Regions from separate parts of the Mus musculus genome. Here region 1 is linked to region 2. Evidence: chromatin loops called from intact Hi-C (ENCODE). Cell type or tissue: gastrocnemius. All regions are shown on one strand. Each heading gives the region's core, and the rest is flanking DNA. Links, peaks and the distances in the headings are about the cores only. Region 1 overlaps Alk (anaplastic lymphoma kinase). Region 2 overlaps Alk (anaplastic lymphoma kinase).

Evidence for each region. A loop is a pair of places that touch in the nucleus more often than their neighbours do. Peaks named below come from ENCODE experiments on the same cell type or tissue, not always from the same donor. Only the 100,000 strongest peaks of a DNase experiment are listed, where the experiment ranks them.
Region 1: a loop joins it to region 2, with 3 times the contacts of the local background. A loop is called at or near these places in 13 of 42 quality-filtered maps.

The regions. Positions count from the first base shown.
Region 1 is chr17:72,508,502-72,513,880 of GRCm38, forward strand. All of the region lies in intron 1 of Alk (anaplastic lymphoma kinase), which reads right to left. Among named protein-coding and RNA genes, the nearest start is that of Alk, 93 kb to the right of the region's middle. In gastrocnemius, for the core only: no CTCF peak of the experiment used is centred there; a DNase peak (open chromatin) is centred at 2,404.
Region 2 is chr17:71,962,988-71,968,366 of GRCm38, forward strand. Alk (anaplastic lymphoma kinase) reads right to left here. Exons shown (of 29, transcript NM_007439.2): 9 at 4,499-4,668. Among named protein-coding and RNA genes, the nearest start is that of Gm41613, 160 kb to the right of the region's middle. In gastrocnemius, for the core only: a CTCF peak has its summit at 2,926; DNase peaks (open chromatin) are centred at 2,979, 3,593 and 4,574.

The DNA.
Region 1 (5,379 bases), core at 71-5,070, 550 kb after region 2:
TCCCAGGAGAAGGGTGTGGGAAGTTGTACAAAAGATGCCTCAGAGGCCGAGTGTGGAATCTTTGCCAAGGCTGGCCAGCTACTGCTAGCCAGGTCTTGATAAGTGCTACAAATAAAATAAAATAAAATAAAATAAAATAAAATAAAATAAAATAAAATACAGCATGTTTCCTCTGGATAACTGCTCCCAAAGGCCCTTTCAGGTGAGAAGTGCTCACCTGAGACTACCCTGTCCTACTGTCACCGTCCTGGTGACTCCAGCTAGGCTGATAGCTCTGTAGGAAGAAGGCAAGGATTATAGTTTTGAAGTCACCATGAAGCCAGTCTTTCCTGTGGGGTAAGAGAGATCCAACAGAGAAATCCCAGACTGTTGGAGGCAAAGAAACATGGAACAGCTGTGTTTTGAGAACTTGAGCGCCGGGGTGAGGAGTGAGGGGAATCAAGTTATAAACAGAAAATATGCTTGTAGTTTTTTTGGTGTTTAGGCTTGATCTGTGATGGGCTTTGATAGATCACCATGCCCACCCCCCCCAAAAAAAATCTATAGTGAGAATCATCAAAATCCTCCCTGACAGCCTCTCCTACTGATAAACAAGAAAGACAATCCTTGCTCCATAGTCCGCTCTCTCACTCTGTCACGTTCTGTGTTAGGGCTTAGCATTCACACACTCAGTCAGTCTTATACAAGCTTTATGCAATATTAAAATGTTTACGCAACTCTTTCTGTGCTTGAAGCAGCAGCCAGTGTGCCTGGTGTGCAAGGAATGAACACAATAATGTTTTTACACTTCCCCCGGAGAAAATCCAGTGCCAGAGCAAAGCCTGTCTTGTCCTCCATGACTAACTGGAGCAATTAATCAGATCTCAGTTACCCCAGCTTCTCCCACCTCTTTTAGGGATCCCCATGTGCCAACTATGAGTGCTAAACAGAGAGTACTGTGTGGTTTCTTTGCATTAGGGGTCATAGCAGCTGCTTTGCCCTCAGGATGCTTTTATGTAGTACATGGTCACAATTGTACAGCACACATGCCATTCTAGTATTAGTCTGATGTCAAATTGTAGAGCCATTTAACCATTATGTTAATGGTGCAACATTCAGAAAGATTTGCTTTCAAGAAATTGGTTTCCAAACACATGGATCTAAATCCAAGTGTGGGAGACAGAGGAAGAAATCAGTCTGGATCCAGTAATGATTATAAGATGTTTGATGGAACAAATATTGCTGGAGGGAAGCAGAAGCAGCTTAGAGACATCAAGTAATAGTCTCAGAACAACATATAGCTCAGAGGCAGCACCAAATGCATGGCTTGCCAAGCCCAGGAAAAAAATGAACTATCAGAGCTGGAGGGGAAGGCCTGTAAGGTTAGTTTACATGCCAACAATTAAGGTTCAGAGAGGCTAAAGAATTATTCAGGAGTCTTAGATGGTGGTCCCTTGTCTGATGCAGAGACCCACTGACCTTCAAAGAAGGTCAAACAAACACTGCCACCAAGAAACATACTTGCTTCCAGGAGTTCAGTGATGACATGATACTCTCTGGGTGTCCATCTTATAAAGCTGTTCTACAGTCCTGAGTTCTTGCCAAGCCTACACATACAAGATATTTTCAGATTATTCTTTCCACTACATCGTCCAATTTGTTGAGTGAATCCTGTTGGCTGAAGGTAAGGTCAGGGATTTTCATCGGTAGGCTCAAGCCCTACATGTGGTAATTTAATATTTCCTCTAAGAAGCTGGTTTCATAACCTAAGACAGATTCCCACCACTTCATATAATGAAAGATAGAGAAGGCTGAATTAATGTAGCTGTGTTTGTAGGAACCTCTGAACCTGAGCTTGTAGATGCTAATGTCTCTTCCAAAGACAGGAAGCTCAAAGGTGGGAGGGCACGTTCCAAATGTTTGTAAAATGGAGAATAAGAACATGCCTTTGAGTCTTACCCCACAGAGTCTGAGACTATTCACAAGTGAGTTTACTTATTTCAAAGTTGGTCACAGGTTTCCCAAAGACTAGACTATAGTCGCACGTGTGTATGAATGTAGTCGCCAAGAGAATTCCTACCTACGAAGGGTAAAACATTACTTGCCATGAACACTGCATCCATCATAACGATATTCAGTTATAGTGTTAGAAAAATCCCTGAGTGCCAGCTAAGACTGTCTCAGATTCATTGAAGCCGAAGTAAGGTTCATGGGTCATATGGTCCCCATCTGTGGGGCTGCCTCTTTCCATTCAACTCTCGTTTCTCCTTTCAGTTACTACTGACTCAGCCAATGCTCTGGGATGACGGGAGTAGAGGTGCTGTCAGCCTCTGGGTGAAGATACGAGATTTCCATTAAGTTGATGCCATAATTTTTCTGTCTCTCCCAAGCTTCTGCTCTCCAGGCTGGGCATCCTTCATCGCTCCCTTGGCAAACTGAAGTGGCATGAAGCCACTGGCTGCCGAGCAGCTTACTGTAGATCTGTCTCTGGCATGCTGAAGACAGAGTGTTTGTGTGGCCTATCGCCCTCTCTATTCACTGTGAAGTAGATGTTTCAGGAACACTCTTGGCTGTAAATACCTCCAGGAAAACTTATTTTCAATCATTTCTTTCAACACTGTGAACAAACACATGGTTTATCCTTCACAAAGACGCCAACAGCCAAGGGTTCTCTCCACTTTCAACGAGTTAATCATTGCAGGAAAGTAAATCTTCTAATCTTCAAGAAAAGGAGCTAACACAGGCTAAGACAAAATAATCATTAGTGAGTTTCCAGAAGCGAGGCACAGCACAGAATTCCTTCCCAGTAGGTAGGGAGATCCCACTGAAGATCTGGGACGTCTAATGGAGACTTCAAGTAGGAGGAGTCATGTTAGTTCAAGGTCTTCTCCAGTCTTATTCCAGAGCTTCTGAATCCTTGCTCTCCTAAGTGGCCCAGTGCTCAAGGACATTGACATCACCAGAACAATTCAGAGTCCCTGGGTCACAAACCAGCCTTCTGAGACCAGGGTCTGCAGAGGAACAGAACCCCAGGAGGGTTTTCTCCCATGCTGAGGAATGACCACAGGCTGGGCTTCTAGTTGCGTCTCAGTTCCTTGTCCTTTCAGTGTTTGTGCTGTGGGCCATCCTGACCCAAACCCAGCACAGTTGACCCAGATCTGCCTCTGCATTTTGGCTTTGAATCCCACCCTCAGACTACAGTACAGCATTTATGGCACATGTCCTCTAAAGACAATACCTTCCCAAGGTTCAATATCTAATAGTTAACCTTGGGAGTAGATAAAAATCACCTCACCTGTCTCGGTAATAGTTTCCCCAGATGCTAAATGGTGATATACATATGTGTCACTCTCTATGGGACATACATGCCAGGAGGACGAATGAGGTCATTTATATTTAATAGCACTCATTATTATACAGTGAGTGTAAGGCATTATTTGTGAGCATCTGTCTGGGTTAATGGCCACTATCACCTGAATAGGCTAACCATTCTCATTACATGCTTAATTCTAGCAATGTTAGGGAAGTTGGGAGCTTCACAATTCTCCATCTGGGTAAGTTATCATTCCAAGATGTCGGTTTATGAACAAGTTTATTGTGTACCTTCAACAACAGATGGGGGGGTCACAAATAGTGGAGAACAGTTAGAACATTCACTATCACTTCACATCTGCATTGTCATCTCCGTGGAAACAGACCAGCAAGAGATGGCCCTCTAGCTCATCTTGTTCAACCTGGTAAAGAAACTGGATTGAAATCCAGGATGCTCAGATACCAGCTCCAGAGCACTAGAGGCAGAACTGTAAAAAGTAGGAGGCCAAGAAAGCAGGAATGTAGAGCCAGCAGGTGGTAACTTCAGAAAGCTGGGAGAAGGAGGCCTATATAGCATTGGTCCCTGACCGAAGGTGTCTTATGCAGGTATGTTCAAGAGCCACACAAAGCCTGATGTGTCAGAACCGTAGAAACAAAGTTAAATGAAGGGAGAAAAATAAGTCTTTCAAGAGGGCAAACCAAACAAGAGCATCTAAGGCCAAGATGGATTGTATTTGGGAGTGGACTGGGATACTCAGCTTACATATATGCAAATAAGGATTTACGCAGAAACTACCCACCTCTCTCTTCTGCAACATCACAGTATGGGGGTATTTCCCCTAGAGACCTGGAGTTTCTCTAAAAAACTACTTAAATCAAATAAAAAGCTAAGTCCTTGCTTCTCTAGCACATTGCTCAGCCCACTAAACCTGTTCCCTAACATTCACACATCCTATCCATTCAGCCTGCAGACACTAGGAGAGCATTTGGTAATGTCAGACTCTCAGAGTCTTGGGGATGTGAATCAAGTAAACATAGAAATAAATGTAAATGTGTGGCTTTACCAAGAGAACACACGTGGGAATCTGGGAGGTAATGGAGAGGCCTTCTCTTCTGAGGTAGTAACAGTTGAGCTCAGGTCTGAAATGGTCAAGATGGTCAATAATTGACTTGGCCGCAAATACTCATAAAAACACGTTCAACAGAGGCAGGAGATGGGGGAAGAAAGAGGGCCAGGAGAAAGTTGGTGTGTCAGGGGTTGGAGTGGAAAGCTTAAGTAACCCTTGCACAGAGAAGTAGAGTCACAGCACAGAAGGCAGAGGCTTGCTGGAGGACAAGACCTTTAGCCTTTTAGGATTCGATATGCTCAGAAGACACGTTAGCATGAGGCCGCACATCTTCCTGCTCTGATGTGATCCCCGGTTATCTCACTATAAAATGGATGAGAAGACAGTACTACCCTGTATCGATGCTCATGTCTCTCTCTATCACCCTCTGTTGTGCTGTGTAAGAAACGGCTCTACGTGAATCAGGTAGCAGACTGGATGGATGGAGGCTTGGCCCTGAGTCTAGAAAATGAAAGAGAAAATCTGGCTGCCTCCACATTATCAGTCCTTGGGCATAATGCGTGTCTGAGCTTCCCTCTGTGGATTTCACCAGTTGGGTTGAAGAATTCAGTGTCACTTGTTTTCCACATGCTGAGCTGTTTAGAGGACAATGACACTGAACATGATGAAGAACTACTCTCAAAGATCTTTCAGTCCACAGAGTAACTGCTGCTTTCTGTCGGGCACTTACTGTGGGCCACCAATTGTTCATGCACTTCACACGATTGCTTCATTCAGTCGTTTACAGCCATCTTGCAGGTGTCGGAGGTGGTCTATATGTGTGTGTTTGCACAAACATGCTTATGTTATGTGTTCCTGTGTGTATAGGTGCAAATGCAGGCCAAAAAAGCAATGTCTGGTATAATCTTCCATCACTCTCCATATTACCTTTTGAGACAGGGTCTTTCACCGAGCCTAGAGCTTGCCAATTCATGAGAGCCACTTGACAGCAAGCCACAGATTGCTCCTCTCTGCTTCTCCT
Region 2 (5,379 bases), core at 113-5,112:
TTCTCATAAAGTGGTTTTGACAGGACAGTGACCACACACAAAGAAAGCACAGGCACCAGGCGAGTCCCCAAAGAGGGTCTCCCTGTCACAAGAGTAACAAATGCTGTTTTGGTTTTTCTGACAGGACACAGGCGCTGCTTTGAAATATGGAACTCTTTGTGGTCGCGTTTATTATAAAGTGGTCTCGTCTGTTTTGCTAGACACAGGTTGGACAGAAGAGGGGTAACTGGAGGGATTCCAATGGTGAATTCTCAGCTCATTCAGCTGCTGTTTTGAGGTATATAGTCAATTTTTCTCAAGACATATTCTGGCAACATAGATTTATTGAGCTTTTCATGTTAGGCACGCTACTAGGTTCAGAAAGCAGTGGCATATAAGATAGGGACATGATCTCTGCCCTGTGTACCAATTCAAATATTTAAAAAAAAAACCCATTAAAAATGAAAGAAAAGGCACATGTTTGCCTCAAGAGCCTCAAGGACACATTGTGGGCACACAGATAGCCCAGGATGGAGGGAAGACTTCTTTAAACAGTGAGCGAGGAGTGGTATTTACAAGTGTGGATGGCAAAGGAAGAATATTAATGTGCAGAAACTTGAAAATGCAAAAGCTTGAGGTAAGGAGTTTTGGCTTGGTAAGGAACTTTGGCATGGTACCACCGAGTGAGAGGAGTCTAGGCAGAGGAGGAGAATGAATGGTATGAGATACTGAAGCTGAGGTTGGACACATCACACATAACCTTAAAGAAAGGTCTTATTGGAGAACATAGGGAATGCCCTAAAAGCCCCAGGAAGCCAGGGACATGAATAGACTTGTGTTTAAAAGAATTGCTCATGGGCGGTCCAGAGGTTATGGGGAATCTTATCTATGATAGGATCTTTGAAAAGAGTACTTCCTGACTGTACAGGTTGGAGACCCTGGGGGAGCAGAGATGATATAAGGAAGCATGGAGAATAATGTTTCCAACGGCTAAGGTCTATGATGGGGCGCTGACAACGAGGAAGGTGCTGAATGGTGGAGATGTGGGATGAAGGCTGAGGGCATAGACTGCGAATGCCTACCACCGGGGGCTGGGAGAAGGGAGGTGGTTTGCTTCTGTCCTCTGCTCATTTCTCATTTTCTGTTACTTTCTTCCCTAATTGGTTTCTTTCTCTCCTTTAACCTCCCCCTGCCCCCGTTCCACTTTGTGGCAATCCAGGCAGCTGGGGTGGCCTCTCTCCTGGGAGGAGGTCAGAAGAAGTTGCAGGACTTCTACGATTTACGCACTCACAAGAACCTCACCTTTGAGGTTATCATTATCGTTATCATTTCTGAGATGACTATGCCAGACTCCTCTGAGGCACTGTGCAGGTGATGGGGGAAGAGAAGTTTGTCATTTTTAGTAATATTCCTTATTAGCAGCTTTTAGTGTTGAAGCATTTAGTGTGTACCGAGGAGTTCACCACTTTTCTTCCCCAAACCAGAGACAGCTGTATGCCTCCATTTTGCAGAACATGGAAGATCAGTGGCTGGATTTGTACTGTTTGTTCAATAAATTACTTATGAAGCCACTTAGAGGCTAGAATAAAAGATGCTGAAAACCTCCTGACACCCCGTTATGTATAGATTCTTTTGGCGATCCTATTATTTATTCCCATAACAACCTGGTGAAGTACTGCTTACAGGATGGGATGGTGAGACTCGGGGAGTTTCAATAGATGGGATGAGGTTACACCACTAACTAAGCTTGGGACCGTCCACTTGAAAGCCTGCGCTCACTTGGACACGCTGCTGTCCCACTTCCTCTCCGTTGCTGCTATAGTCTAGTTTGAGTTTAGCAAGCGAAACTATCAGACAGTTCACCTGCGCTTCCTCATCTTGTGCCTCCGGTCTGCGTGCCTCCCACACTGCCTCTAGCTTTGAGAACAAGTTGGTGGCTGGCAGGCGTTTTTTTTTTGTGAATGGAGACATTTTCTTCCCCCTGTAATTATGTGTGAATTAGGTCACGGTGCATTGTGAACCAAGCTGGCTTTTGTCTGAATCTTCACTGAGTCCTCAAATGGATGCTTTGGCCTCAGGATCAATATTGGAAATACCAGTCTGCTAGTGACCATCAGTGGGGGGAAGAGGAAGGCTAGGAACAAAGTCTCCTTCAAATGCATCTCCTGCGGAAGGGAGCCAGTGGACTCAACGTCCTCCTTGCTTTAAATCCCCTGGAGTAGCTACGAAACAGAGAACTTGCTGGGTTGAAGAGAGAAGGGGTAACAGTCAGAATTAATTTTACATCTCCCAGGAGGGATGGCTCCAGCACCGCCAGCAAGGTTCCAATCCCTGTGTGTGACTGTCACAGTCCCCAAGGATGAAATACCGGCCTATGGAGGTGGCACTCATACTTTCCCCTTCCTCCACTTTAATTAAATCCATTTGTCCCAGGGTCATTGAGCCTGGGGACATCTATGGGCTCTGATCATCAAGCCACATACATTGGAAGGAGAGGATGGATGCTGTTCTGAGTTAGAAGGGGGTTTCTTCTCTATGACAGGAGAGTTCCCATTAGAAGTGGCAAGGAACAGCATATTATGAGGTTTGAGAGAAGAATTCAAAGCCCAGCTCCACACTTACGAAGCCTCATGACAACAGGCATCACTCTTTGCCCTGCTTTGAGCCTTTGGTCCTTGTATTTCAAAGGTTGGTTCACCAGAATGGTAATTTGAGTATCTCTTGTAAGACTATTGTGAAGACTGCACTAGATGGTAGAGCGTGATGCTTAGCCAATAGCAGGTGGTTTTCCCTTCCAGTCTACCCTGTAGGTGAGATGCCACCCTGCCTTTTGCTATAGGCTATGTCTGTGCCACCTGTGGGATATTCAGTAAAGCACAGCAGAGTGTCACAGACATGCTGCTGTGCCAGGCCATTTTTAACTCAAGCATTGCTTGCTCCAGGCTGACTGCAGGTGGCAGGGTAGTGCCATCCTAGGGAGACAAGTGACAGCTGAACTCCACAGGCTTCGGCTCCAATCCAATGCCCCATGCAGCTGGAGATCTGGTAATCCAGCCATATCCATTTGGAAGTGGGAAGGACTAAACCTGGAAGGAGTCAAGGCTCTTGTCCAAGGTCACAGAGGTTACTGGTAGTAAAGTCTGATAAGAACCAGGGTCCCTGGTAGAAGCTCTTCTCTGGTCAGTGAGGAGTCTGGCATCTCCCTATGTCAACCTGCCTCTGGAGCTGAATCAATAGAGCAGTACCCCCCCCCCCCCCGCCCCCTGGTTCCAGTCTTGGCTCAGAGACAAACTTGTTTTGCTCCTTTGATTTTTTTCAGCTTTTCCTCTTTAAAAGAACGGTGGAGAATAGTGATGGAGCTTCCCCACCCACTAAGGTTTTGTTGTTAACGAGGAAAGAGGAAATGAGAGGAAATAAGAGGAAGTAAGGCAACATCCATCAAGTGAGAGAAAATGCCATAGAGATATGAAACCCGAGCATCATTTGGTAGTAGCTCGAGTGCCTCATTTTCTGCTCTCTCCACAGACAGATCCTGAAGAAAGCCAATCAGGCCAGGTGAGAGCTGCAGGAGATGAGTGTTCATTAGTGCGCCATCCCTTGAAGAATCTCGAGCTCCCGGCAATTGGCAGGAGATGTGCATGTCTCTGTGTGTACATGGGTGTGGTGGTTAATATTGACTGCCAACCTGACAGGATGTAGAACTGCCTAGGAGACAGACCTCTGGACTTGTCAGTGAAAGGATTTTAGATTGGGTTTACTGAGGTGGGAAGACCCAACCTAAAACCATTCAATGGAGCGGTACCATCCAATGGGGCACTACCATCCAAGAGGGCAGTACCATCCAATGGGGAGGAGTCTCAGGCTGAAGTAAAAGAAAGAAGCCAGGCCAACACCAGCTTTTATGGCTCTATGATTACTCATCTCTGATGCAGTGTAACCAGCTGCCTTATGCTTTTGTCATTGTGCTGTCCCTGCTATGATGGCTTAAACCCTCAAACTACGAGCCAAAATAAACCCTTCTGTGATGGTTTGTGTATTCTCTGCCCAGGGAGTGACACTATTAGAAGGTATGGCCCTGTTGGTGTAGGGGTGTCACTGTGGGTATGGGCTTTAAGACCCTCATCCTAAGTGCCTGGAAGTCAGTCTTCCACTAGCCGCCTTCAGATGAAGATGTAGAACTCTCAGCAACTCCTGAACCATGCCTGCCTGGATGCTGCCCTGCTCCCATCTTGATGGTCATGAACTGAACCTCCGAACCTGTACGCCAGCCCCAACTAAATGTTGTCCTTTATAAGACTTGCCTAGGTCATGGTGTCTGTTCACAGCAGTAAAACCCAAACAAAGTCACCTTCCCTCCTTAAGTTGTCAGGTACTTTGTCATAGCAAAGAGAAAAAAACAACCAATCAAACGTCTTAGATAAAGGGCATGGGGGAGTGTGAGACCTTCCCAGGTCAGCACTGTGCCTTGTAGGGTAAAACAAAGCAGGAGGTGGGGTGGGGGGAATGAATAGTAACTCACCTGTCAGTCACATCGAGGAGGGACAGCACTGTATGCTGCCACAGGCTTAAGCCTTCGTCAGTGGCGACATGCCAGACAGTCCGGCTTTGCTCCTTTCCGGTTTTGTTCTCCACCAGCACCAGAGATACGTTTCCTCTCAAAACCCCGCGGATGAGCCAGGACATGCGGAGCTGAGAGAGAGAGAGAGAGAGATGCACACATCAGTTAAAATGTTATTGTACCACGGAAACCTCAAGTATCCTTGCAGCCCCGGCAGAAGCTTAAAGGACTTTGCTGGAGGCTCATCTGAATTGATCCAGCAAAGGCAGCTGATGCCCACAGCCTGATCTTGCTAACAGCTGCCAAAGGACTTTCACTGGAGTTCAAGGATCTGGGCAGGAACCACCATCGAGCAATCCGAAGCTTCATTGAGGCTGATGATATCACCCCAAATTTCAGTGATTCTACCTCTGCACTAGACCAGTAGGGTTATTCAGGCGAGCTTCCTTAAGGATACCCAAAGATTTTTGCCTATGGTCTCAACTCACTATGTGATGTAATAGAGGTGATTTTTTTTCCCATTCAATTTCTTTTGATTTAGGAATAATGGACTTTTGTATTCCTTCTAATAATTACAGGTGTTGTTTGAACAGTGTCAGATCACATGTTAGCTAATGGGAGACTTCCTCTCTCTCTCTCTCTCTCTCTCTCTCTCTCTCTCTCTCTCTCTCTCAGATACACACCTATATATCATGATATCCTAATATAGTTATCTTCCCAAATAAGGATGCTGCTTTGCCAAAAGGAAGCCGAAAGCGTCTGTTTTTGTTGTGTCGTGGGTTTCTATGGCACCATTCCCTAGACATTTGAAAGGAAACAGTAGCTAATAGTAGTCTTTATAA